2 separate regions of the Homo sapiens genome follow, and region 2 is linked to region 1. The links are chromatin loops, found by intact Hi-C in ENCODE. Cell type or tissue: IMR-90. All regions are shown on one strand. Links, peaks and the distances in the headings refer to the core of each region. The heading gives the core; the rest is flanking DNA. Region 1 has its middle 32 kb from the start of LINC02160. Region 2 overlaps LINC02160 (long intergenic non-protein coding RNA 2160).

The links. Hi-C counts contacts between places; a loop is a spot of excess contacts. Peaks named below come from ENCODE experiments on the same cell type or tissue, not always from the same donor. Only the 100,000 strongest peaks of a DNase experiment are listed, where the experiment ranks them.
Region 2: a loop joins it to region 1, with 2.1 times the contacts of the local background. A loop is called at or near these places in 2 of 110 quality-filtered maps.

Annotation. Positions count from the first base shown.
Region 1 is chr5:33,190,924-33,204,120 of GRCh38, forward strand. No RefSeq gene overlaps it. Among named protein-coding and RNA genes, the nearest start is that of LINC02160, 32 kb to the right of the region's middle. In IMR-90, for the core only: no CTCF peak of the experiment used is centred there; a DNase peak (open chromatin) is centred at 5,008.
Region 2 is chr5:33,252,041-33,265,237 of GRCh38, forward strand. It overlaps LINC02160 (long intergenic non-protein coding RNA 2160), which reads left to right. Exons shown (of 4, transcript NR_147008.1): 4 at 3,436-3,513. It overlaps LOC124900637 (a long non-coding RNA gene), which reads right to left. Exons shown (of 2, transcript XR_007058725.1): 2 at 11,428-11,626. Among named protein-coding and RNA genes, the nearest start is that of LINC02160, 29 kb to the left of the region's middle. In IMR-90, for the core only: a CTCF peak has its summit at 6,282; DNase peaks (open chromatin) are centred at 6,211 and 9,451.

The DNA of each region.
Region 1 (13,197 bases), core at 1,734-9,733:
ACTGATCCTTGAAAGCATGATATAGAAGAGGTCATGCACAGATATTTCCTGGGCACCTATTAATTTCCAGGTACTTTATGCTACTTCTGCCTCCTTACTGGGGACACTACTTATTCAATAGGATTATTTCCTTTGGGCAGCAAAAAAGTGCTCTTTTTGTGAAATGGGGAAAACCTTACCCACTTCACAGGCTTTAGGGGGATTTGCAATGTATGATAGTTATTTGTTTACTTGTCAGTCTTGCCTACTAGACTGTAAGTCCTTGAAGTCAGCAGTAGTGTCTCAATTATGTGTGTATAACCAGAACCTATCACAGTGGCAGATACATAGCTGATTCATAATAAATAGTTTGACTGAGCATGAATTATTCAATTGATTAATATATCTGAAATGCTCAGCTAGTTATTCTCTTATCCAATTTCTTCTAGAAATAATGTTCTTCTAATAACTCTTTTAATGACTGATATTACTATCTCTTTTGTGACTGTGTTTAAAGAAGACTTCTGGAGATGCAAAGCTTCAACCTGATACAATCAATTTCAAGCATAAGATAGGCTGGTGATAGGAATTTGTTGGAAAGAGAGCCTTTAGAATGCATCACACTTAACCATCTTTTCTACAAAAAGAAGTCCTGGTGATTACATTCTAATTAAAAAACTGCACTTTCAAACAACATAATCTTATTCCATTCCTGAATTCATGGGAAAAGGCTTTCTAGTACTATCCAAGATGGAAAAATATAACCTGGGAATAATGAATGTTCTATGAGCTTCTCTCAGAATTTATCATAGTTCAAAGAACTGAGGATTGTTCATTTGCTCAGAAACCTTCAACTAAAAGATTTTCTAGACACCCTGAGAATCAAATTACGCACAAAATTTTGTTTTGCCTCAAATCACTGTATGCCAGGTCAGACAGGAGATACCTGTCCTCCGAAAGAATAATACTCAAGCTCTGCCTACTAGTGCAGCCAACCTTATCTATATAGAAAACACTAAAAAAGGTAAGAGAAAGAAAAAGCTAGTCATCTATTTAGAGGAATCACCCATTATTTTTTCTTTTTTTTATTATTATTATACTTTAAGTTTTAGGGTACATGTGCACAACGTGCAGGTTTGTTACATATGTATACATGTGCCCTGTTGGTGTGCTGCACCCACCAACTCGTCATTTAGCGTTAGGTATATCTCCTAATGCTATCCCTTCCCCCTCCCCCCACCCCACAACAGTCCCCGGTGTGTGATGCTCCCCTTCCTGTGTCCACGTGTTCTCATTGTTCAATTCCCACCTATGAGTGAGAATATGCAGTGTTTGGTTTTTTGTCCTTGCGATAGTTTGCTGAGAATGATGGTTTCCAGCTTCATCTATGTCCCTACAAAGGACATGAACTCATCATTTTTTATGGCTGCATAGTATTCCATGGTGTATATGTGCCACATTTTCTTAGTCCAGTCTATCATTGTGGGACATTTGGGTTGGTTCCAAGTCTTTGCTATTGTGAATAGTGCCACAATAAACATACGTGTGCATGTGTCTTTATAGCAGCATGATTTATAATCCTTTGGGTATATACCCAGTAATGGGATGGCTGGGTCAAATGGTATTTCTAGTTCTATATCCCTGAGGAATCGCCACACCAACTTCCACAATGGTTGAACTATTTACAGTCCCACAAACAGTGTAAAAGTGTTCCTATTTCTCCACATCCTCTCCAGCACCTGTTGTTTCTTGACTTTTTAATGATCGCCATTCAAAAACAAATATTTAAAGAATGATATGTCTATCTCTGTCCTCACTAATATTTAACCTCTATCCTATCACTTGAAAGCAAGAACAATGAGAAAGAGAAACAAAAGATAAATGAGAACTGATGAACAGAGAACATTCCTGATTCCTAAGAAGCAAGTAAGAGTGCAGTGTACGCCAAAAGCTTGTCTTAATGTAAAACTAAATTGTTTAACCCTGCTCCCTTGAACTAATGACTGAGAAAATCAAGTCTGTCATGATGTATGACAAGACATGGTCTTCAGGACAACATCTGCTTTTGGCCTTCACTCATACCTCATTGACACTAGGGTACTGAAAACTAGGGCTAATACTGATCATTGCCATGGACAGTAGGATAATCTTAACAAACACCATTTCAGAGACTGGCAATTTCTAAAACTCCTTTGTAACTATATTAAATGTTTGAATTTTCTGTCCTTTCTCTTTTCCAGGGGAGACATATATAATTCATAAAATAGCTACTGGAGGTATTAGAACAAATATGATGAAAATTGAGTATTCTGGAATACACTAAACAGGTAATCAGATCTTGAATAATCAAAAGTTGATTTTTAAAACCACGCCCCTTGTTTCTCTTAAATCTGTTGTTAAATTCTATAACCCCTTAAAGAATCTTTAAACATGGAACTACATATTGAACAAAATCATGTATTCCCTTAAAGTGATGCATTTATTATGTGAAATCCTCTCTATATATTTTCTCTTGATAATTTCAGTGATAGATTATCATTTTAATTCTAATTTTCTCAGATATTAAATAAAGCTTCAATCAACAAGATTGAATCTATAATACATTCATATTTATTCATCTATACCTGTATTTGAATAACATATTTTGTTTGAACATTTTCAACAAATTTGGAGGGTATATCTGGAGTACTGCTAAATAGCCTACTCAAAATTTACTGAGACAGAGAGAGCTGGTGCTCATAATTATCCATATTCTTCTCTTATTCCTGGGTATAAGGCTAGAATACATTTTCCAGTCTCCATTGCAGTTAGGTGTAACCAGATGACTGAGTTTAGTTCAATGGAATGTGAAGAAAAGAGATGTGCACAGTTCCAGGCCCAGCTTATAAAATTGTATCTCATGTAATTCCCTAATCCTGAATGAAGAGGACTCCAAGAAATGAGAAACAGATAAAGCTACACAAATGGAAGGAACTTGGCTTCTGGAAGGCATGGAACAAGGACCTCGCAGACTGCAAGGATGTATATAAGCAATAAATAAGATTTTATTGTGATATACTACTGTGGTTTTAGAGATTGTTAAATGGACAAGAATTACTAGAACTGACTAACACAGGTTTGGCTATTTTTTTTTCTTTTGTAAGGAGTAGAGTAGCACATAATTATAAAGATTTCAATGAATTATGTTGAGAAACTTTTATTATTTGAATTCTGGTCTAATTTAATAAATCTGGGTCCCAAATACTCATTAATTCCTCATGATCTGAATGCCACTCCAAGGATACACAATCTTAGTGTCATATCAGCAAGAGCTGGGAAGGTGAGAGAGGAGAGGAAAGAGTCTAAAAATCTCTCTATAGGGAATTCTTATTTGAAAGCCAGTCTAAAAACAAAGGTTTTTTTTATTTGTTTGTTTGTTTGTTTTTGAGCCAGTTGTAGCAATGTCCTATGTGAGGAACACTTGGGGGCCCACTGAGAGAGGTACAATGTCAAAGGAAAAACAAGGTGAAGAATCAATGTGAAAGAAATTTCAACAACCAAAGAGATAGTAATTTTTAAACAGCTATATCCAACGTGTTATATATGCTGTGATTGCCTTCGCAGAGGTCACTGAAACCAAAGTCCAGCTCAGGGGACATTTGATTGCTGATTCAAAAGGATGCATCATAAGATTAAGATGTTATGTACAAATCAAGAAATGGTTCCAAAACAAGAAATTAAGTATGCTGAGAAATTCAGTATCTGTTGACTATCTGAGATTTTTCAATCAATCCCTAAAACAGAATGGTGAACATAAGGTTGTAACCAATTCCACTGCTAAATCATTTCAGAATTGTTAAAAATTCCTGTTAATGTGGAAAACTCTAGTACTTAAATATTTAAAAGTATTGTGCGGTTGTCTAAATCTCTTCACAGATCTCTAAGAACTTGTTTTATGAATCTGGGTGCCTCAGTATTGGGTGCCTACATATTTAGGATAGTTAGCTCTTCTTTAGGATTGAATCCTTTATCATTATGCAATGTCTTTCTTTGTCCTTTCTGATCACTCTTGTTTTAAAGTCTTTTTTATCTAATACAAAAATAGCAACTCTTGCTCTTTTTTGTTTTCTGTTTGCATGATAGATCTTTCTCCATCCCTTTACTTTGAGTCTATAGGTGTAGTTACTGGTGAGATGGGTCTCTTGAAGACAGCAGACAATTGGGTCATGGTTCTTTATCCAGCTTGTACCTAGCCTTTTAAGTGGGGCATTTAGCCCATTCACATTCAAGGCCAATATTGATATGTTAGGATTTGATTCTGTCATCATGTTGTTAGCTGGTTATTATGTAGACTTGATTGTGCAGTTACTTTATATTGACAATGGGCTATGTATTCAAGTGTTTTTTGGTGGCAAGTACTGTTCTTTTATTTCCATGTTTAGTACTCCCTTTAAGACCGCTTGTAAGGCAAATCTAGCGGTAATATATTCCCTGAGCATTTGCTTATCTGAAAGGAATTTAATTTTCCTTTGCTTATGAAGCATTGGTGAGATATGAAATTCTTGGTTGGAATTTCTTTTCTTTAAGAATGCTGAAAATAGGCCCCCAATCTCTTCTGACTTGTAAGGTTTCTGAAGATCTGATGTTAGCCTGATGGAGCTCCCTTTGTAAGCGACCTGCCTCTTCCATCTAGCTGCCTTTAACATTTTTCTTTCACAATAACCTTGAAGAATCTGATGACTATACATCTTGGGGATGGTTGTCTTGTATAGTATCACACAGGGGATCTCTGAATTTCTTGAATTTGTATGTTGACCTCTCTAGCAAATTGGGAAAATTTTCATGAACTATATTCTCAAATATGTTTTCCAAGTTGTTTGCTCTTTCTCCTCTTTCAGGAATGGCAATGAGTCACAGATTTGGTCTCTTTATACAATCCCATATTGCTTGGAGGTTTTGTTCATTTCTTTACATTCTTTTCATTTTTGTTTGCCTGTATTGTTTTGAAGGAGCGGTCTTCAAGCTCTCAGATTCTTTCCTCTGCTTGGTCTACTCTGTTGTTTTTGCTTCCAATTGTACTTTGAAACTCCTGTAGTAAATTCCTCATCTTTGAAATTTCAGTTTGCTTCATTCTTAAAATGGTTATGTCATCTTTTAACTCTTGGATCGTTTTACTGTTTTGCTTGGATTGGGTTTCAACTTGTTTTATGTCTTGATGAACTTCCTTGCCATCCAATTCTGAATTCTATGTCTAACATTTCAGACATTAACCTGAAATTGTGACACTGTGTTTTCCATGGAGTATAATAAAGGAAAAACTCCTATTCCTGAATGACTCTGAATCCCTAGAACTATTCCCCTTTGCCTCCATAGATTGTCAGTTCCCAGTGAACATCTGTTCCATATCCTTTCATAAAAAGGATATGGAAATACAGATGTTGTTTTGCAATTAAGCTGCTTCTTGTTTATATAGCAAAGATTCACACAAGGTGCTCCAGATAATATAGTGATAATGTGGCATATAAAGTTTTGTTAAAACTTTTTAAATTATTGCAATTATAGAAAAATTTAACAATGTTAATGCCACATTTCATTAATTCTAAAATACACATTTTTCTATATTTTAACATTTCTGAACTTAAGACTTGTCTTAAATAGGTGGCATCTTATATTCTCTATTATCCAGGGAGCAGTCATGTTGGGGCTGTCACTGAAGGAGTGAACTAGGTTTATATTCTTGCACATGACCAGACAGTTGCAATGCCTTGATCTTAATTAATGTCTACAACTTTATAATTTGAGGAAGGAATATCAAGATTGGTTATTGTCAAAAAAAAAAAACCTTTCACTGAAATATTCTAGAAGACAGGAAAATGCCAGTTTCAAAACTGGCAGATTGGATGAGTATTAGTGACTTGAAAGAAAATACTACAGATAATACTGGATTAATATTTTAGGAACAGCTATAGCACTAATGTTCTTGATGATAGAAGAGATAATATGTATGAAAAACAGATACTGACAATTTGAGTTTAAAAGTGATTCAGAAGAATTGAACTCTGAATGCAAAGATGTTTGACAAGTATAATAAATGCATTCTGTTTAAATTTTCTTTTTGCTTGAGTGCTCAGAAGTAATTATTTAAAAATCCACATATAAATGAGTCTAAAATAATTCTTTTGGCAAGTATAAAATAAAAATCTGAAGCAATAAGAAAGTATTATGTTACAGTTTAATTAGATTTTTTTTGGTAGTACATGAGGTATATCTCTGGGTGTTGTTTTTTTTTTTTTTTTGACTGAGTCTCACTCTGTTGCCTAAGCTGGAGTGCAGTGGCGTGATCTCAGCTCACTGCAACCTCCATCTCCCCAGTTCAAGTGATTTTCCTGCCTCAGCCTCCTGAACAGCTGGGACTACAGATGTGCACCACCATGTCCAGCTAATTTTTGAATTTTTGTAGAGGCAGGGTTTTACCATGTTGGTCAGGCTAGTCTCAAACTCCTGACCTCGTGATCCGCCTGCCTTGGCCTCCCAAAGTGCTGGGATTACAGGCATGAGCCACCGCATCCAGCCAGGTATATCTTTTAATAGAAAGAATTTTAGATTCAATAGAATCTGAAAACAAAGTTACTCCTTCAATATAGTAGAGAATGTTAGCTCCTTGACTAGTAAATTTTTATTACAATTTTCTAGGAATTTTAAAATTTATATTTAACTTATATATACATAATGGGACTGTTACATAATGAGATTGAACAATTCTAAAACTGATTTAGTTACTTTGTAGTCATAATGAATCTCTATTTGTATTGACTCATTTTATTTAAGTAAAAATAATTCATAGAAGAGTGGACAAAATACCTTCTTGTTTTATTTAACACAAAAATTTAAATCAGTTACATATTTTTGCTTGTGTATATGTCGTGTGTATAGTCATAAGACAAGCAAATATTCAACAGTATAACACTTGTGTGGTGAGCATTGAAATAGCAAGAGTTCTAACCTCACAAAATCAGCTGGGCATGGTGCTCACAGCTAGAATCCCAGCACTTTGGGAGGTCGAGGTGGGTAAATCACCTGAAGTCAGGAGTTTGAGACTAGCCTGGCCAACATGGTGAAACCTCATCTCTACCAAAAATACAAAGATTAGCCGAGCATGGTGGCACACAGCTGTAATCCCAGCTACTCGGGAGGCTGAGTGAGGCAGAAGAATTGCTTGAACCTAGGAGGTGGAAGTTGCAGTGAGCTGAGATCGCACTACTACACTCCAGCCTGGGCAAGACAGTGAGACTCTGTCTCAAAAAAAAAAAAAAAAAAATCATTTGCAAAATGGTACTTATTTCCCTGGTTGCATTTAAAATGGCAAAATTTAACACTCATTCAAATCACTGTTTAAATACAACCCAATCATAAATGTAATAGATAATTGATGACCTATATTATTACCATATGCCAAAAAAGTTGAGAAAGCACTTATTAGTATTATTATATTATATATTGACAAACCATGATTGTATATATTTATGGGGTACAAAGTGAGGCTATTATTTTTAATGCAATATGAAATAATTAAATCAAGCTAATTAACCTATCCATCACCTGGAATATTTGGCATTTTTTTGTCATAAGATTGAGATCTACTCTCAAGATATTGAAATGTACAGTAATCAATTATTAGCTATATTTACCATTATGTGCAATAGATCTAAAAAATCATAATCATTCTTTTTATCTAATTGTGGCTTTTTACCCTTTGATTATCATCCCCATTCCTCCCACCTCCCAGCCTCTGGTAACCAGCATTCTATTGTTTTGAGGAAGCACTTCTTAAAACAATAACATAGAAAATATTTCCTCTTTAGTGGCAAAAATTTGAGATTTTTCACATTAGAAATTATCAGTATATAGAATAAGTTCATAGAAAAGCATTTTAATAAATTTAGAATATTTATAAAATAATCCGATGAATAGGGTACATGTGTTAGAGTCACTACTGGGCAGTTTAAAAACTGTTTGCTTGTTTTACAAAATCAACTAGAATGAGGTGGGAAGTTATGCTTATCACCAAGGGGAAGAGCTATCTAAGATTAGAAGTCATGTTTGCCTTGGAAAAAATGTCAAGCTGCCATTATACGCTGACTAAAATGAAATATTTTGTCTACGTGGTATTTTTCTATGTTTTGTATGAAAATAAACACAGCAGCTCTGAGAAATAATTACACAATTATTCTGTAGTCTTTGATTTACACTAAGTAGTTAATAAAACTAGTCTTGAAATGTCTTTACTGTCAGTGGTGTAGTTCTCCGATTTTAATCTTTCTGCTAAATGTTTTATGTTATTTCTCATTCCAGTTCATGATGTTATCACTATTTCTGATAAAGGTTTCCTCAGACTAAGGAAATCAGGTCAACTCATTTATGCTATCCATAAATGCATTGGATCTGGGCATCTATTTGATCAAATAAAAACAACCAAAGTAGTTGAAATTCTGAACTGAGTCAAGGTTGAAGCCACACACTATCAGGTTTTTGTTGTGGTGGTCCATAATTCCAATATTTCCATGTCTTTCTTCAGTGGGAGATAATACATCTAAAAACTGTTGAGAAAAATGTTTTTCTTCTACTCACAGAATAATACATTTAAACACACAGACATATTTAAAGCTGATTTAAAAAACATTTTAATAAACAGCTTTTTAATTGTATCTTTGCACAGGTCAATAAACAGATAAACACAGACAAATATTGCCTTACAATTATGTGTATGGCTCAATCTTAGCTTTTTTTCTGTTTTCCAAATATGACTGCCCTCCTACCTATCATTTCACTTAAAGTGATATAAAAAAGGGTCCAGGATAAGAAGAAAGCTCAAATGATTTCAGTTATTGGATGAGAACAAAAATAAAATTACTATCGAAAAACATCTATAGAGAACATATCATCCCTTGAAGTGACTAAGAAAAAGTCATGAAGAGAAAATTATCTATTGAAATCTCATGTTAAATAATCAGTAATTACTAAATATAGACTAGTCTCCTTACAGATACTCTTAAGAGCTCCAAGAGACTAAGAAACCTCAAAAGGAAAATTGTTACTCTAATTAATTTGTTCAGGATACATTCCTTCTTAATGTAACTTGGCTACTTCTGTCTTACCACATTATAACATATAACATTTACAGAAAGCAAAGCACAGAGTAAATTCAGGGTCATTGCGTAAATTACAACCTTGCTGAATGCCCCTTCAATGAAATGGGTTGAGGGGAGAAAATGCTAATGGTTTTAAACAGTAGGCTTCTCTTCAAGATAACTCAAATTCCAATTAATAAATCATTTATATGAGCTCAAATCTTAGCTTTCAGTAGAAGAAAGATAAACTGATCCTGAAAGCAGGCAGTCTCAGGGAGGAAAAAATCAAGTTTCTTTATTATGCTTCTAAATAAGCAACAGTCAAGAAGTATAGCAAAGCCTACAAAGCTAACAACAACAACAAAAAATGGCAAAGCTAAATCAAGAGTCACTGATACACGCGAACCTTCCCCCTGAGATTTCTTTCCAGGATAATATATTCATGAGAAACACATTTTCTTCTAGTAAGAGATTAAGTCATGGGGGAAACCTTTCCCCATCTCCTTCAATATTTAATGATGCTAAGAAAATATACTGAATGGAATGGTTTGCATTTCATAATGCCATCAAAGCTATCATTTCAAGTCTAACATGGTGGTAGATGCCCATAGATTTGTGTTCAACTTTTCATATAAGAAACTTCTAGATGTGGTACACTTATTATAAGAGAGTAACTCTAATGGTGGCTATTTCAGGCCAGGCTGCTTGTCAGTAAGGAAGATATTTTTAAGCAGAGGAGCTTCTCAGTGTCTTTCTTTTTTTTTTTTTTTTTTTGAGACGGAGTCTCGCTCTGTCGCCCAGGCTGGAGTGCAGTGGCGCAATCTCGGCTCACTGCAAGCTCCGCCTCCCGGGTTCACGCCATTCTCCTGCCTCAGCCTCCCAAGTAGCTGGGACTACAGGCGCCCGCCACTACGCCCGGCTAATTTTTTGTATTTTTAGTAGAGACGGGGTTTCACCGTTTTAGCCGGGATGGTCTCGATCTCCTGACCTCGTGATCCGCCCGCCTCGGCCTCCCAAAGTGCTGGGATTACAGGCGTGAGCCACCGCGCCCGGCCCCAGTGTCTTTCAATCTGTACATTTCAGGTAGTGTTTACATTATCAGCCAGCTCTTTGAGCAAATACTTAAAAGATTGTGTATACACAATCTTGCTTTGCATTTAGTGTGAACTGGACTACACAAATAAGGCCTATGTTAATAGCAGGAAAGAAAAATGGCCCAAACTGCTTTACTTTCTAATTGTTCAGTGTCAAACTGTGTAGCAGAATAGAAGTTTTAATTATGTAATTATTTTTCTGCATTAGGCTCTTATTCTTGAAAATGACAGCTATCAATGAAACACAAGACAGAGTCCAGAAATAGATAGGGGTAATATGGAATGTAATATATGGCTAAGATCTCTAATTCAGAGAGAAAAAAACTGTTTATTTAACAAATGATGCTGGAATAAATGGCTATCCAATTAAAAGAAAACAAAGGCATACCCGTCTCACATTACTGACAAAAAGAATCTCACACACATTATATATTTAAAAGAAAAATAAAATAATGGAAAAAATTAGGGGAATAGTTTTGATGTTGATGTAGGGGAGATCTTTCTAAACAACATAAGTAACAAGGAAATATGAAAAAGGAGAGTTTACTTAAAACTTTAAAGCATTGAGGGAAAAAGACACCATAACAAAGATATGACTAAGACAAAGGGCCTTTTGTGGTATCATTATGTCCGACTGTTGGGAGAGAAAAGGGAGTAGGAAATAGTGCCTTCTGTCTTCATCTTTCCATGCTATCTGCTAAGAAGTGTATCATCCTGACTGTCTTTATTTGTAGACGTATACTCTTTAGAGCTGCATTGCTACTCACAGAGGACAGCAAGGTCTAGCCAGGTCTGACTATTACAGTTGCAGCTACTTCCATACAATCTAAGTAGGGAGACAGAATAATGGCTCCCACAAATATATCTACATCATAACTCCTGGAACCTGTGAATGAATATGGCACCTAACACAGCAAAAATAATTTTGCAAATATTATTGTTATGGATTTTAAAAATTAAGAGATAATTTATGCACTATAAAATTCATCATTTTAAAGGGCATAATTAAGTAATTTTTAGTTTATTCGGAGTTGTGCCACCATTACCGCAATCAATTTTGGAACATTTTTATTTCCCTAAAAATAAACTCCATATACATTAGCTGTCACTCTCCATTTTCCTCGAACTCTCTCAGTTTCTAGTAATCATTAATCTACTCTCAGTCTCTATGGATTTGCCTATATTGAATTTACCATACAGTATGGGGTCCTTTGTGACTGGCTTCTTTCACTTAGCATAAAGTTTCAAGGTTCATCTACGTTGTAGTATACGTCAGTACTTCATTCCTTTCTATTGCCAAATAATATTCCATTTTGTGGTTATGCCATATTTGATTTATTTATCAGTTGATGGACATTTGGGTTGTTTCCACTTTATGGCTATAATAAATAATGCTGTTATAACATTTATGAATAAGTTTTTGATATGTTTTAGATATCGAAGTTTAGATATGGTTTGAGATTTGAAGATATGTTTAATTTATCTTGGGTATAACCTGGGAGTGGAATTACTGGGTCATATGGTAACTCTATGTTTATGGCAAACTGTGTTCCAAAGAGGCCAAACCATTTTACATCGCCACTAGCAATGTAATGAAGATTCCAATTTCTCCATATCCTCACCAACACTTGCTATTATCTATCTTCTTGATTATTGCCAACCTAGTGGGTGTGAAGTACTATCTCATGATTTTGGTATGCGTTTCCCTAATAGTTAACGATGTTGAGCATGTTTTCACATGCTTATTGTCCATTTGCGTTATCTTGTTTGGAGCAATAGGTATTCGGATCCTTTATTCATTTTAATTGGGTTATTTGTCTTTATTGTTGAGTTACATGCATTCTTTATATGTTCTGGATACAAGCCTCTCATCAAATATATGAAACAAAAATATTTTCACATTCTTGATGGGTATTTGAAGCACAAGTCTTTAATTTTGATGAAGTCTGATTTATATGTTTTTCTTTTTTTCACTTGTGCATTTGTATTGTACCTAAAAATGCTTTACTTAACTCAAGGTCATAAAGATTTTCTCCCATGCTTTCTTCAAATGTTTTTGTAGTCTTAGCTCTTATATTTAGGTCTATGATGCAACTGGAGTAATTTTTGTGCATAGTATAAAGAAGAAGTAAAATTCTAATCTTTTGCAGATGGATATGAAGCTGTCATAACACCATTTGTTGACAAGATGGATCCTTCTCTATTAAATTATCTTGTCACCCTTGTCAAAAAACAAATTAGTTACATCTACATATTAAGAAAGCACTTCCAATGACACACTGTTAAGTGAGGAAAATAAGTTATAGAATAATGTGCATATTGTCTCATTTTAATAAAAACAGACACTAACTTTCTATACATGTGTATATACATTTATATTTGTGTTTGTATACATGCAGGGTATGACATACTTATAGGGCTTGTCTCATTTATAGCTTCTACGGAGATGCATTCCTGATTTTTTATCTTGGTGGTGGTTTTATTTTCTTCAGATCTCCTAAATTCCCATGAAGCCCTAACCATAGTCTGTGGAGCTCCTGTCTATGCAATTGTTGGTCACTTCTTCCCAGTTATGGAGATGTTTATAACGCCCTTCGCAATGTCAAAGAGTTTTCATCTATGTCTAAAAGCCTGCTGAACTTTATTATCTGGCCTCTCGTATATTTCCTTTTGGGTGCCCTCTCACCTCTAGCCAACAGCAACCTTCATTTTCACAAATAACAACACTTTTTTTTAGCACTCTTGCTGTACTTCCAGTCAAATTACTTGCATGCTTTTTATTAGGCATTTGGGGCCTAAACTTTTCACCTGAACATAAATTAATGGCAGAAAGATAGATCATGTTAAAAATAAAAAGGTTTACAATTTTTTTAAGGAAAAGAATTGGTTTAGTGGCAATCATGTAAACTGAAGAAAGCAGAGAATGGAACACTAGTATTTACAAGTGTAAAACTAGGCAACAGTATGGACTAGTCACTCTTATCAAATATGATCCTTTGATAGGGCTCTCTGGGTTA
Region 2 (13,197 bases), core at 2,840-10,839, 62 kb after region 1:
CTACCTGAGGACAAGACTAGACCTTATTTAAGGCTTGAATTGTTAAGTCCTCAGAAAAGTGCCTCACAGTGGATTCTCATTAAACTTTCTCAGAAAGAAAGAAAGGAGTGAGTAAGCAAGGGAGGGAGGAAGAAAGGGAAGAAGGAGAAAGTATGTGGAGGGGAGAGGAAAGGCAGAGAAGGGAGAGGAAGAAAAGGAAGAAGGAGAGAGAAAGAAAGGAGGGAGGAGTAGGGGCAGAGAAAGGAGTTGGGAAGGAAGGAGGAAAGGATACAGTTCAAAGTTTGAATCCTAATAATGGGTCTGTTTATATTGTGTTTAAGAAGAAATACATGAACAAAGTTGACTAGGACCCTTCAAATAATATTAAAATTAGATGAAAAACTGATAATGTGGCAACCCCCCCCCACCCCACACACACACACACATTCAACTGGACACAATTCTAAAATATCAGTTCATACCAGTTCACCTAAATGTCCCCCTAAAGAGCAGATTCAAAATTTTGGCCATGTTTCTCATAGACCAATCAGCAAGACTCAAATGACCAGGCCAAATGGATAGCAATCTGATTTGTTACTCTGAAAGGAGACAATCTCGGTTAGTATGGAAATAAACTGGTTTACATACAAATATCTTCTTATAAAGAGCAAAAATTTACAAAGTCATATTTTAGAAGCCATCTAATCTAACTTTTGCTTGTGGCAGATTAGGTAAATGAAGCTCAATGAAGTGTCAGAAGCGGACTATCATCTAAATCAGGGATATCCATATTGGCTTCCCTGGGCCACACTGGAAGAAAAAGAATTGTCTTTGGGATACACACAAAATACACTAACAATAGCTGACGAACTAAAAGAAAAAAAAACGCAAAAAAAAAATCATAATGTTTTAAGAAAGTTTACGAATTTATGTTGGGCTGCATTCAAAGCTGTCCTGAGCCGCATGTGGCCCGTGGGTTGACGATTGCACAAGCTTGATTGAAATGGCAATAAGTTCATAAGGAGAAAAGAATAACACAAAGCTTTAAGGTTAGATAAATTAAAAGATCTAGTTACAAATCAGGAAATTATTATCAGGTCTGCCCACACTAATTAACATTTTGAAATAATCTATAGGCAGAGAATAAGGCTTGTTTTACACAAAACCATAATGGGATGAATTTTATTGGTGGACAAAGCAAAGTTCAAATTGTTTAATTCCTTGTGGCAAGCTTGAGTCTTGGCTATTGCATCCCTACTAAATGTCGGAACAGCAACATGTAAAACTAAGACACGAGCATCAGCTATGTTTGTTTGTGTGTTTGTTTGTTTTGAGATGGAGTCTCGCGCTGTCGCCCAGGCTGGAGTGCAGTGGCACAATCTCAGCTCACTGCAACCTCCGCCTCCCGCGTTCAAGGGATTCTCCTGCCTCAGCCTCCTGAGTAGCTGGGACTACAGGCACATGCCACCATGCCCAGCTAATTTTTTGTATTTTTAGTAGAGCCGGGATTTCACCATGTTGGCCAGGATGGTCTCGATCTCCTAACCTTGTGATCCACCCGCCTCGGCCTCCCAAAGTGCTGGGATTACAGGCATGAGCCACTGCACCCAGCCTAACTATGTTAAAAATCAATAGTAATTTTGTTCTGGAATGCTATTGACAATTTCTGAACAACTATTATCTTCAAAGCATTGCACTAAGCAGTGCATGGGACACAAATACCAACAAGACTTAGACTGTGCTCTCAATAATTTATAATCTGATAGGAAATAAAGTCCCCAGATGCTTACATCTGTGGCACGCAGGATTACATGTAAAAACACATTGGAGGTGGCAGGGCCTATTTAAGTCCATTCCAAATGATAATCTGCTGCTGGTCCCAGGAGGCTGACAAAAAAATACACTGGAATTCTCTCACCCATGAGTCCACAACAGTGTAAAGAAAATTGGGCTTGAAGTTTGAATTCCAGCTCCCCTCCTTCACTAGCTAGATGACCTTGGCGATTTCAGATTAACATTTAATTAACCTGCATCTTTATTTTTATAAAATCAACATAATAATAATGATCTAAGTTAAAACATATGATTCTAGTATGCAGTATAAATATCTAATAATGATGACAATAATAATACCTAATCCTTATTAAGTACTTATTACATGCCTGGTGTTCTACATATTGTAACTCATTTAATCTTCAAAATAACTCTATAACATAGGTAATATTAACTATTAACTCTATAAGTACTGTATTTTATAGATGAGGAAACTAAGACACAGAGCGGTTAAGTAATTTTCCAAAGAGCACATAGCTACGTGTTAGAACTGGAATTCAGATCCAGGGAGACTGACTCTAGAGTCTATGCTTAAAAATGATTGTTGAAAGCATTCAGCAAGATCCCTGTAAGAAAGGAGTTGGCAAACCTTTAATAAGAAAATAACTGTCTTCAGTGCCCTTGAATTGGGACTTTTTGATGTAACACTGAAAACAGAGTGGGAAGACATGACCATCCTCACATCTAAAACAAGATGTGGTTGGGATCAATATTCCAGCCTAGTGAGATGAGGACTCAGTAAAAACCACAGAAAAATAGTTTATTTTAAATCGTATTTTAGAATTAAGCAATATTTTAAAATGTATTTCATAATAAATAAATATCCCAAAGATGATTTCACAATTAAAAAGATAAATATTAAATATTTGAGCCTGCTATATCTTCCCCTGACTTTTAATAAAGGCAAAGACATTTGCTTTGCTTGCAGTTTTTCAATAAACTATTGACAGTATGTATCTATTACAACACAATTTCATTAACTGTGAGATCTAATAATCTCAATAAATTTATCTTGAATATTCTCAGCTTCCTTGTTTTTCTTCAAATGGATAATAATTGATCTTTAATACAGAAACTTGCCCACTGTTCATCAAAATAGAGAAAAGAACAGCTTTATTTATAAATTCAGGGTTGGTATTACAATCCCTCAAACCCATTTAATTAAACAATATGATTTACTAAAGTTTGAGAACTTATGGACAAAACAAACATGTAGGAAATATGCTGTGGTTCCATGGCTTCAAAAGCCCAAAGCAAATGCACCATAACCAATCTGATCATGTCACAGAATTCCCTCATGCTAGAGCTGGGATGAATTCTAAAGATGACTTCATTCCACAGTCCTCCAATCTGCTAGTGTACTGGTATCACCTGGGAATTTCATTTTTAAAACTTTTTCTTTTTAAATTTAAACCTACAGAAAAGCTGAAAACAGTACTTCACCCAGATTCACCGGTTTTTTCGTATTTTGCTAATTTGAGATCTTTCTTGCTTTTCCGCATTTTTGGTATTATCTTTGTTCTCACATCATTTTACTTACTGAATCATTTTAAAGTAAATTACAGATATGATAACCAGATTGGATGCTGTGGTCTGACACCTATATTCCTCTTCCCTCTTTAGGACTGAACTACTAATTTTCCCCATCAGCTGAAGAGTTTTGGCAATGAACAGCTTGCAGCTGAATCCCCTTCTGGAAATTATCCTTGGCTAAAGAGACACACTTTGATGAATGTCATGTACTCTTCCCTGGGGCAGTGTACACCCAGTGACTGGCTGATGCAGTGGTATAAAGGTCTGCTCCACTTGCCCTAAATTCAGGACAACTCCGTAAAGCCATCCCAGCCCCAGAGCTCTCTGTGCCATGAGCTGAGTTCTTTGTTGTGAGAGTATCACAGCTCCCCTTTCTCCCTAATCCTACTTCCTCACTCCCTCACAAGTGTTGAGTCCTTACAAACTTGCTGAGGAACTTAACCTGGGAAAACTCTTAAATAAGTCAGTATAATTAGATTAATTATAGTATTTAAGAATTTTATATAATATAATAAGTATAATAAGAAAATTCAGAAAATTTAACATTGATGCAATATGATAATCAAATTGTCAATACCATATTTTACCAATTGTCCTAATTTGTCCTTCATGGCAATTTTATTTTTTCTAATTCAAGATCCAATCCAGACCATATATTTTATTTAGTTGTCATACTGGTTTAGTCTCTCTTAACTCTAAAAAGTTCCTCAACTTTGCTTTGCTTTGCTTTGCTTTCCCAGACACTGACATTTTCGAAGAACATAGATCAGTTATTTTGTAGGATGCCCCTCAATTTGGGTTTGTCTGATTGCTTCTTTAGGATTAGATTTAGAGTTTGGTTTTCATAATTCATCAACTGGTCATACAACTTTTTCTAATTTTTAAGGTTATACAGCTAATTCTAAAATATCTAAAAATTTCCATCATCTTTATTTGAATTACTTGGCATATGATAGGCAATCTGCTCCACTGTAACCATTTATGTTAAAGCTATGTCTTTGGATTATAATGTAATCCTTTTGGGGACACCTTAAAATAATAATTAGGTATCCAAATTTAAGGTTCTGTCACAACTACAAGGTGTTTAACTGAGGCAAGTAACTGGGTGAATAGTTATCTTCTCTGATGACTAAGTCCACTCATATAGACGTTAAGAACTATTAATGTATCACACTCCACTTCGTTGTGTAAAATTGACAAATTTCTTTTGACACTAATCACAAGATGCATCATGAATTCAGAAATATTGAAGTGTGAAGGTAATATCCATTTTATGATTGAATCATGTGCTAAATACTGCATGCATCTTATTTAATACTGCATCTCATTTAACATTCACAGCAACTTTATAAGATTGCTATTAAAAATATTCCTATTTTATGGATGAGAAAACTCAGGCTCAGGGAGGGTAAGTAACTTTTATAAGATCACATAGTGAGTAAACAGCATAGTCAATATTCAAACACAGATCTTCTATTTATTTTATACCACATATGCAATTTCTTTTCCCAGTGTAGGCTTTCCCTAATATGAGTTTTATAATTCAGATTCCACACTCTCATTTAAAAATTCTGGGGTATCTACACTACTGTATGCTCCCAAATTCCTTAAGTACCAACTAGAGCTCTGAAACTACGTTAAACATTTTGAAGAACAGAAAAAAATCTGATAGAAGCATATCAACTTTCAAGAAATGTGCAACCTTAAATAATTTACAAATGTGAATGAGCAAAAAATACAAATCACCATTAAAGTACTAAATTGTACAGGGCTGTCCTACAGAAGTGCAGAGAAAAAAAATGACCTTTAGCCAGAATAATCATTGAAGTCTATACGAAAAATTGTCGTTCCAAACAATTTTCAGTAATTTGCAGCCAGTTAGTAAATGACTTTGTTAATGAGGACAACTGACAATAATAGTAAGAAACCAATAGTTCCCTTGCAAGGAAAGGGTCAAATCTATTGAACTAAAGTTGTCACAGGTTGAGTTCCTTGGCAAATTTATAAGGACCCAACACTTATGAGGGAGTGAGGAAGTAGGACTAGGTAGAGAGGGGAGCTGTGATACTCTCATAACAAAGAACTCAGCTCATGGCACAGCGAGTTCTGGGGCTGGGATGGCTTTACGGAATTGTCCTGAATTTGCAGCAAGTGGAACAGACCTTTATAGCACTGCATCAGCCAGTCACTGGGTGTGATTGTCACTTTAGGGAAACTGGGTATCTGGAGAGAAAAAGCCAAACATTTAGACTTTATTATCATCTGAATTCCCCATCCTCCTAATTCATATGCTGAAGTTCTAACCCCTAGTACCTCAGAATATGACCATATTTGAAAATAGGGCCTTTAAAGAGGTAATTAAGTTAAAATGAGGTTATTAGAGTAGACCCTAAGCACGGGGTCCTTACAAGAAGAGGAAATTTGGACACAGATTTGTGCAGAGGGACTTGCACAGATGGAAGACCATGTGAAAACACTGGGAGAAGAATGTCATCTACAAGCCAAGGAGAGAGGGCTGGAACGTATCTTTCCCTCAATGTCCAAAACAGGAACCAACCCTGCCTACACCTTGATCTCAGCCTTCTAGCCTTCAGCACTGTGAGATGATACCTTCTTTCATTTAAGCCACCCAGTCTATGGTACTTCGTTATGGCAGCCTTAGCAAACTAATACGGATTCCTCATCAGGTTCAGATTTTGCTAAATAAAATGTGTTTGTGAGGGTGGTACAAGCAACAGTGATATATTTCTTTAAGTATTTTCCCCCAGCCAAATTCCAACAAGACAATAATGTCTAATGCACTGTCTGGTGAATCGGAAAATCTCCTGAATGAAATAAGAGCCTCTAATACCCAAAAGGGAATGAAGTGAGTCATCACCACAGCCTGTGAATGAAAATAACTGCTCTGAGAAAACACATGTAAAAAATGACACCATGTGGATTAAATAGGGAAACACAAGTATATCCAGATAAATTGGGTGTTTTCCCTGTACCAATTACAGCTATTCTATAAATCCCAGATTATAAATCTTCATTCTTGCCTTTCTCTTGATCCTTCTCAGCTAGTTTGTCATGAAATATTATTTCTTTCTTTCTTATGTCTTTATATGGTAATCCGGTTCGACCATAAAAACAAAAATCTTGGAAGCACTATTCTTTTGTTTGAAGAAAAGATTTGGCCCAACTAAGGTTCTGTTATTTCAAGTAATATTTGATCACAAATTCTATCAAAACATCAGCTGACCCAATCTCATGCCCTCGAATCCACCCATTTTGCTACCAGTTAGTTTTTAGAATGTAGCTCTGATTGGTCCCTTTCCATGTTTAAAGACTACCATTAGTCACCCACCAGCTATTGACTGAAGCCCAAAGTCCTTGATCTGGCAGAACCTTCACAGCCTAGAATCAGTTCTGCATTTTCAGACTGTAGTCATCCTCCACCCCACCACCATATACTCTGCTTGCTAATAGGTGGCTATGCTTCATTCTCCAGACACTGTTCCATAGCATGTACGTATGACACTATCATTGCACATTATGTTTATGATAGGTAATATGTCTGACTTTATCATCATATTATACTCACCTTGGAGTCTAAGACCTGGTCTTCCACTTTCTTCAGTATCACCAGTGGCAGTGGCACAGGAGTAGTAACATTCAATCATTTTTCACCTTCTCAGAGAGGCCTTCACTTAATTCCTTAGCTAGGATAATAATTCTCTCTCCCCACACCTTGTCCTGCTTTATTTTTCTTCTTGGCACTATCAACATCAGACATATGACATATATTTTCAGGGTCACGTATTTTATAATCTCTCTCTTCCCACTTGAAAATAAATTCCAAAAAGTCAGGACTTTGGCCCATTCACTGTTCTATCCTCAGTGCCTAGATATGTGGCATACAAGAGACACTCAATAAATATTTTCTGAATAAGTGAATTCATTCAGCAAATATTTATTGGCAGTTTACTATGTGCCATGAAATATTATAGAAACCAGCAATCCAGCAGTGAACCAACAAAGGCCTTTCTCTCGTGGAACTCAATACTCTCTGGAAGAAGGCAAAAGCAAAAATAAGAAAACAAAAATCTCATTTTATATAACTTCAGATAGTGCTAGTAGGTATGCAATTACTATTTCTGTAATTGAATAGAACTTACACTGATTCAGGATTCACAAATATTTTGTGAATAACTTAATTTTTTTCAGGTATTACCAAAAGTAATATATGAATTAATTTATTTTTGGAACTAAAGTCAATACAAGAATAAACTGTAAAAGAAAGCATCATAACATAATACCCCTGTAGCAATAAAAATAATGTATTTTAAAAGATAGAATTTTCAAATGTGTTACATAAAACAAGACAAAATAAAGTTTCATTAGAAGCATAGCACAGGGACACTTTTATGAAGCATATAACATCAGAAGCAGTAGAAAGCAGCTTTGACTAAGTCTTTTGATATGACACATATAAAGGGATAAAACTGGGGAGAATTTTTGTTTGTAAAATATATTAGCACTGCTTAATAAGAATAATCGTCGATTTATATAGTACTCGGAAATCCATTAATGCAAGTGATATTACAGATTGGCATACATCTTACTATCTTCAAAAAAAATCCAAACTTTGCCACAGCATTATTTGGTACCTGATATGTCAAGCCCTATATCTGTTGTCATTCTGAACTGGAAATCTAGTCTTTTATGTGGCCAAAGATATTTAGTGGTATTTTAGGATTTTAAAAAAATACTGAGCCCTAGTTATAATAGAAAAAATTCTATAACATGACTTATTAACTTGAAGTCCTCCACTTCTGATTAGCCTGGTCCAGAGGTAAAGGAGTACGAAGAGCCACCTAAAAAGCATAGTGTTTGGGAATGTGGATTGGTGACTCATATTTGGACTTCATTAATAAGAGAGGTTGGGTTCCCTAGGGAGAAAGGACTGTTATCAAAAGCTACTAGAGGCTAGAGAGTCAGAGAATCTCTTTAATAAAATATGAAAGGTGAGGAAATATAAGTAACTCTATAATCTAAATGTAACGTGGCATAAACACTTAATTCTGAACTTGTATAACTGAAATATATAGCATCTGTAAAGACCATGTTTCCAAAATTTTGTATAAGTTTCATAGAATAATGTTGAATTGATATTATTATTTTTAGCATACTAAATTTTAAGCTGGTTAATGCCAAATTCCAAGATTTTTACATTTTAATTTTATTCCTAAAGGAAAGGAAAAAGAAGAAATTCTTGAAACTTCAATAATTAATATTATTTCTACTACTTCCTTCAAATTTTGTCACAATAAAAAAATCACAGAAGCAGGAAAACAATTTTTAAAAGCAGCTCAAGGCAATTAATCATTTGAAATACAACTACTTCAAGGAAAGTCAGGACAAACCAAAATCCATCTTGGCTCATGAAAAAACAAAACCTTATTGTTTGCAAATGTCTTGAGAGACCTCTTGAGAGATCTTTATTTTTTTCTATGAGAGTACAAATAATAAATAAATATTTTTAAATGAAAATGGGTAAAAGTTTTGAGAATTTGTATTTAATACTTAGTATACCACCTTGATGTAACTACCATTTATTTATTTGTTTCCCCTCTCCCTGATTCATTTCTGTTGAGACAGATCAAAACTTCTCGAAGTTGACTAGTTTCACATGGAAGCTAGAAGACCAAATACAGGACTATACCCATAAAGAAGAGTCACCTGGCATGAGAAGGTGAAACTCATGATTACTCTACAAGTCTTCAACATGTAGTTACCTTCCATTATTTATTAATATTATTCCCACCAAAAGAGAACTCTGATCCAGTTATTCAGTGTGCCGTACTGGCTTGGAAACATTCAATACTCCCCATCACCACTACAAGCACTACAGAGATCCAAAGATTCTCACCCCTTCCAACATCCTTAACCAAAAGACATATTCAGAAACAGGAAATAACAAAAGTTTCATACTCTCTCTTTTTTATTGAGACCTCTGAAGACCTCCCACCCACCCTCACAAACACTCACACACCCATGACTAGAATTACAGTTGTTATTTCAATGGGAAGAAATGACGCGGGGCAGGAAATGAGAATCTGTTAGATGAGAAGAGCAGTCTTCTCATCCTAATATTTGAGACATTCCTCTTTCATTTTCCTATGACTCATGCTTCTTTCTTTCTGGCATCTTGTTGGAGGAGGAGGAGGAGGTGGGCAAACCCAGTGTTTTGACCAAAAAAAAAAAAATCTTAATACCAAAAGCAATAGAAAATTCCAAGAAATGTATGGAGAAAACAAGGGCTATTGGTCTAAAAATCTATAGTTAGTACAAACTGACACTGGGTAACTGGGTAGCTTCAAGTAGTCTCAGTTAACAGAATTCATGTTTGTATTGTAAAAAGGAAAGATCTAGAAAATCTGATTTAAACTAAACAATAAACTTCAAAAATAAAAGCAAATTTGTCTGTTTCTGAGATAGGGTTTTGGAGAATGATGTTCTAACATTTGTTTGTAATGGAAAAATAAGAACTAACTAGATTTGTAAATATGCGCTGACCTGACAAAAAACTCTAATGAATGGCTTATAACAGACATGGAAAGTTATGGTTGAGAAAATTTTTTTCAAAAAGAACATAACAGGGAGCAGAGAACGAAATTTAATTTTGGAAGAGTAAAATTTGCCATTTGGAGATCATTCACTCATTCAACAAGTATTTAATGAGTTCCTACCATGTACCAGACACAAACTAGGTCTTGGTTTTATGGTGGTGGGGAAAAAAAATGTCATGATCTTTACTCTTTGGCACTAATTTTTTAATACTGAAGAATAAATTTGAATGAGTATCCTTGGGGCTGTGGTGTATTAGTCCATTTTTACACTGCTAATAAAAAATCCTAGAAGAAAACCTAGGCAATACCATTCAGGACATAGGCATGGGCAAGGACTTCATGTCTAAAACACCAAAAGCAATGGCAACAAAAGCCAAAATTGACAAATGGGATCTAACTAAACTAAAGAGCTTCTGCACAGCAAAAGAAACTACCATCAGAGTGAACAGGCAAACTACAGAATGGGAGAAAATTTTCACAACCTACTCATCTGACAAAGGGCTGATATCCAGAATCTACAATGAACTCAAACAAATTTACAAGAAAAATACAAACAACCCCATCAAAAAGTGGGCGAAGGGCATGAACAGACACTTCTCAAAAGAAGACATTTATGCAGCCAAAAAACACATGAAAAAATGCTCATCATCACTGGCCATCAGAGAAATGCAAATCAAAACCACAATGAGATAGATACCATCTCACACCAGTTAGAATGGCGATCATTAAAAAGTCAGGAAACAACAGGTCCTGGAGAGGATGTGGAGAAATAGGAACACTTTTACACTGTTGGTGGGACTGTAAACTAGTTCAACCATTGAGGAAGTCAGTGTGGAGATTCCTCAGGGATCTAGAACTAGAAATACCATTTGACTCAGTCATCCCATTACTGGGTATATACCCAAAGGACTATAAATCATGCTGCTATAAAGACACATGCACACGTATGTTTATTGCGGCATTATTCACAATAGCAAAGACTTGGAACCAACCTAAATGTCCAACAATGATAGACTGGATTAAGAAAATGTGGCACATACTATGAAGAAAATGTGGCACATATTAAGAAAATGTGGAATACTATGCAGCCATAAAAAATCATGAGTTCATGTCCGTTGTAGGGACGTGGATGAAACTGGAAATCATCATTCTCAGTAAACTATCGCAAGGACAAAAACCAAACACCGCATGTTCTCACTCATAGGTGGGAATTGAACAATGAGAACACATGGACACAGGAAGGGGAACATCACACTCCGGGGACTGTTGTGGGGTGGGGGGAGGGGGAATGGATAGCATTAGGAGATATACCTAATGCTAAATGATGAGTTAATGGGTGCAGTACACCAACATAGCACATGTATACATACGTAACAAACCTGCACATTGTGCACGTGTACCCTAAAACTTAAAGTATAATAATAATAAAATTAAATTAAAAAAAAGAGACATATCCAAGACTGGGCAATTTACAAAAGAAAGCGGTTTAATGGGACTTACAGTTCCACGTGGCTGGGGAAGTCTCACAATCATGGTAGAAGGCAAGGAGGAGCAAGTCACGTCTTACATGGATGGCATCAGGCAAAGCAAGAGCTTGTGCAGGGAAACTCTCATTTTTTAAATTGGATTATGAGGAAGTCTTCTATGAGAATAATATAAACTAAAGCCTAAAAGAGAGAAAGAGAGAGTGAGGAGAAGAGAGTTTTAGGCCAAAACAAACAAACAAACAAACAAACACAAACCAACCTTCAAAAAACTAAAATAGGTATGGCTAAATAGTGAGAGAAAGTTTTTAGGAAGTTGGAGAAGCAGGCTATTGTAATAGACATGTATTGTCTTGTGTATTATGGGAAAGCATTTGAAATCCTAGAGGGGTTTTTAAAAGTCAGAGATTTAAGATTTTACAAAGATCTCTTCAAATGCTGAATGGAGAAACAACTGAATAAAGGACAAGAGTGGAAACAGAGAGAACAGATAAAGAAAAGATACAATGAGATTGTAGCTTAGCTAGTAGAAGGACAGTTAAGTTGGAGAGAAGTGAATTGACTCAAATATATTTTGGAAATTGAACAGATGACATTTCTGACAGACTGGATATTAAAGATAAGAGAAAGGGATATATCAAGAACCATTCATAGGCTTTGGCAAGAATATATAAATTGGTGGGAATTCTATTTACTGATGACAGAAAGGTGCAAGGAACAGCAGATTTGAATGGGAAATAGAATGTTTAATATTAAACATGTAAAGTTTGAGATACCTGGAAGTAATTTTAGGGGGAATGTTAAGTAAGCATTTGTTTGTTGGGTCTAGAGTTCTAAAGGGAGGAATGTGTTGAAGAGATTAAGCTACAGAGTCTTTGACATACAATTAGTAGTTAAATCCTTGGTAATGGTTGACATCACCAAGGTTAATACTCCACTGGTATGCACCAGTACAGCCAAAATGGTCCTTGACCTTTCTATACCCAGTTAGTAAATAGATCAGACTCTAAGTATGGGTTTGATAGCAGATTAGATACATTTGAAGAAAGTGTTAGTGAAATAGAAAATAAGTCAGAAGAAAATATCCAGAATAAAAAAAAAAGCAGAAAGACAAAAAGATAGGAAATATAAAAGATAGGATAGGAGATTTAGAGGATATAGTGAGTAGGTCTAACATAGGCTTAATTGGAGCCCTAAACAGAGAAGAGAGAATTGGGATAGTATTATCTGAAAGGATAATGATTGAGGAATTTCTGCGACTGATGCAAGGCATCAATCCACAGGTTGAAAAAGAGCTCCAAACCCCAACTAGGATTAAAAAGATACACAATTTAAACATCATAGAAAAACTGCAGAAAATAAAAGACAAATAAGAAATATTAAAACCAATCTGAGAAAAAGAGGCAGATTACTTTAGGAATAAAAATCAGACTGACAGCTTGCTTCTCAAAAGAAACAATGAGAACCAAAAGTTAATGGAAGGATATTGTTCATGTGCTTAACAAAAATAATTGGCAAACTAGAAAGCTATACCTCCCCAAATAAATATAGAGAATAAAGGTAAAATAAAATTATCTTCAGACAAAATCTAAAAGATATATAAACCAAACTAAAGGAAATACTAAAGAATATTCTTCAGGAAAAAGGGAAATGATTTAGATGGAAGATTAGAAATGTAGAAAAAAGGAAAACAACAAAAATGATAATATGTGGAAAGATGTAGATGAACATCGACTGTATAAATATAGAAAGAA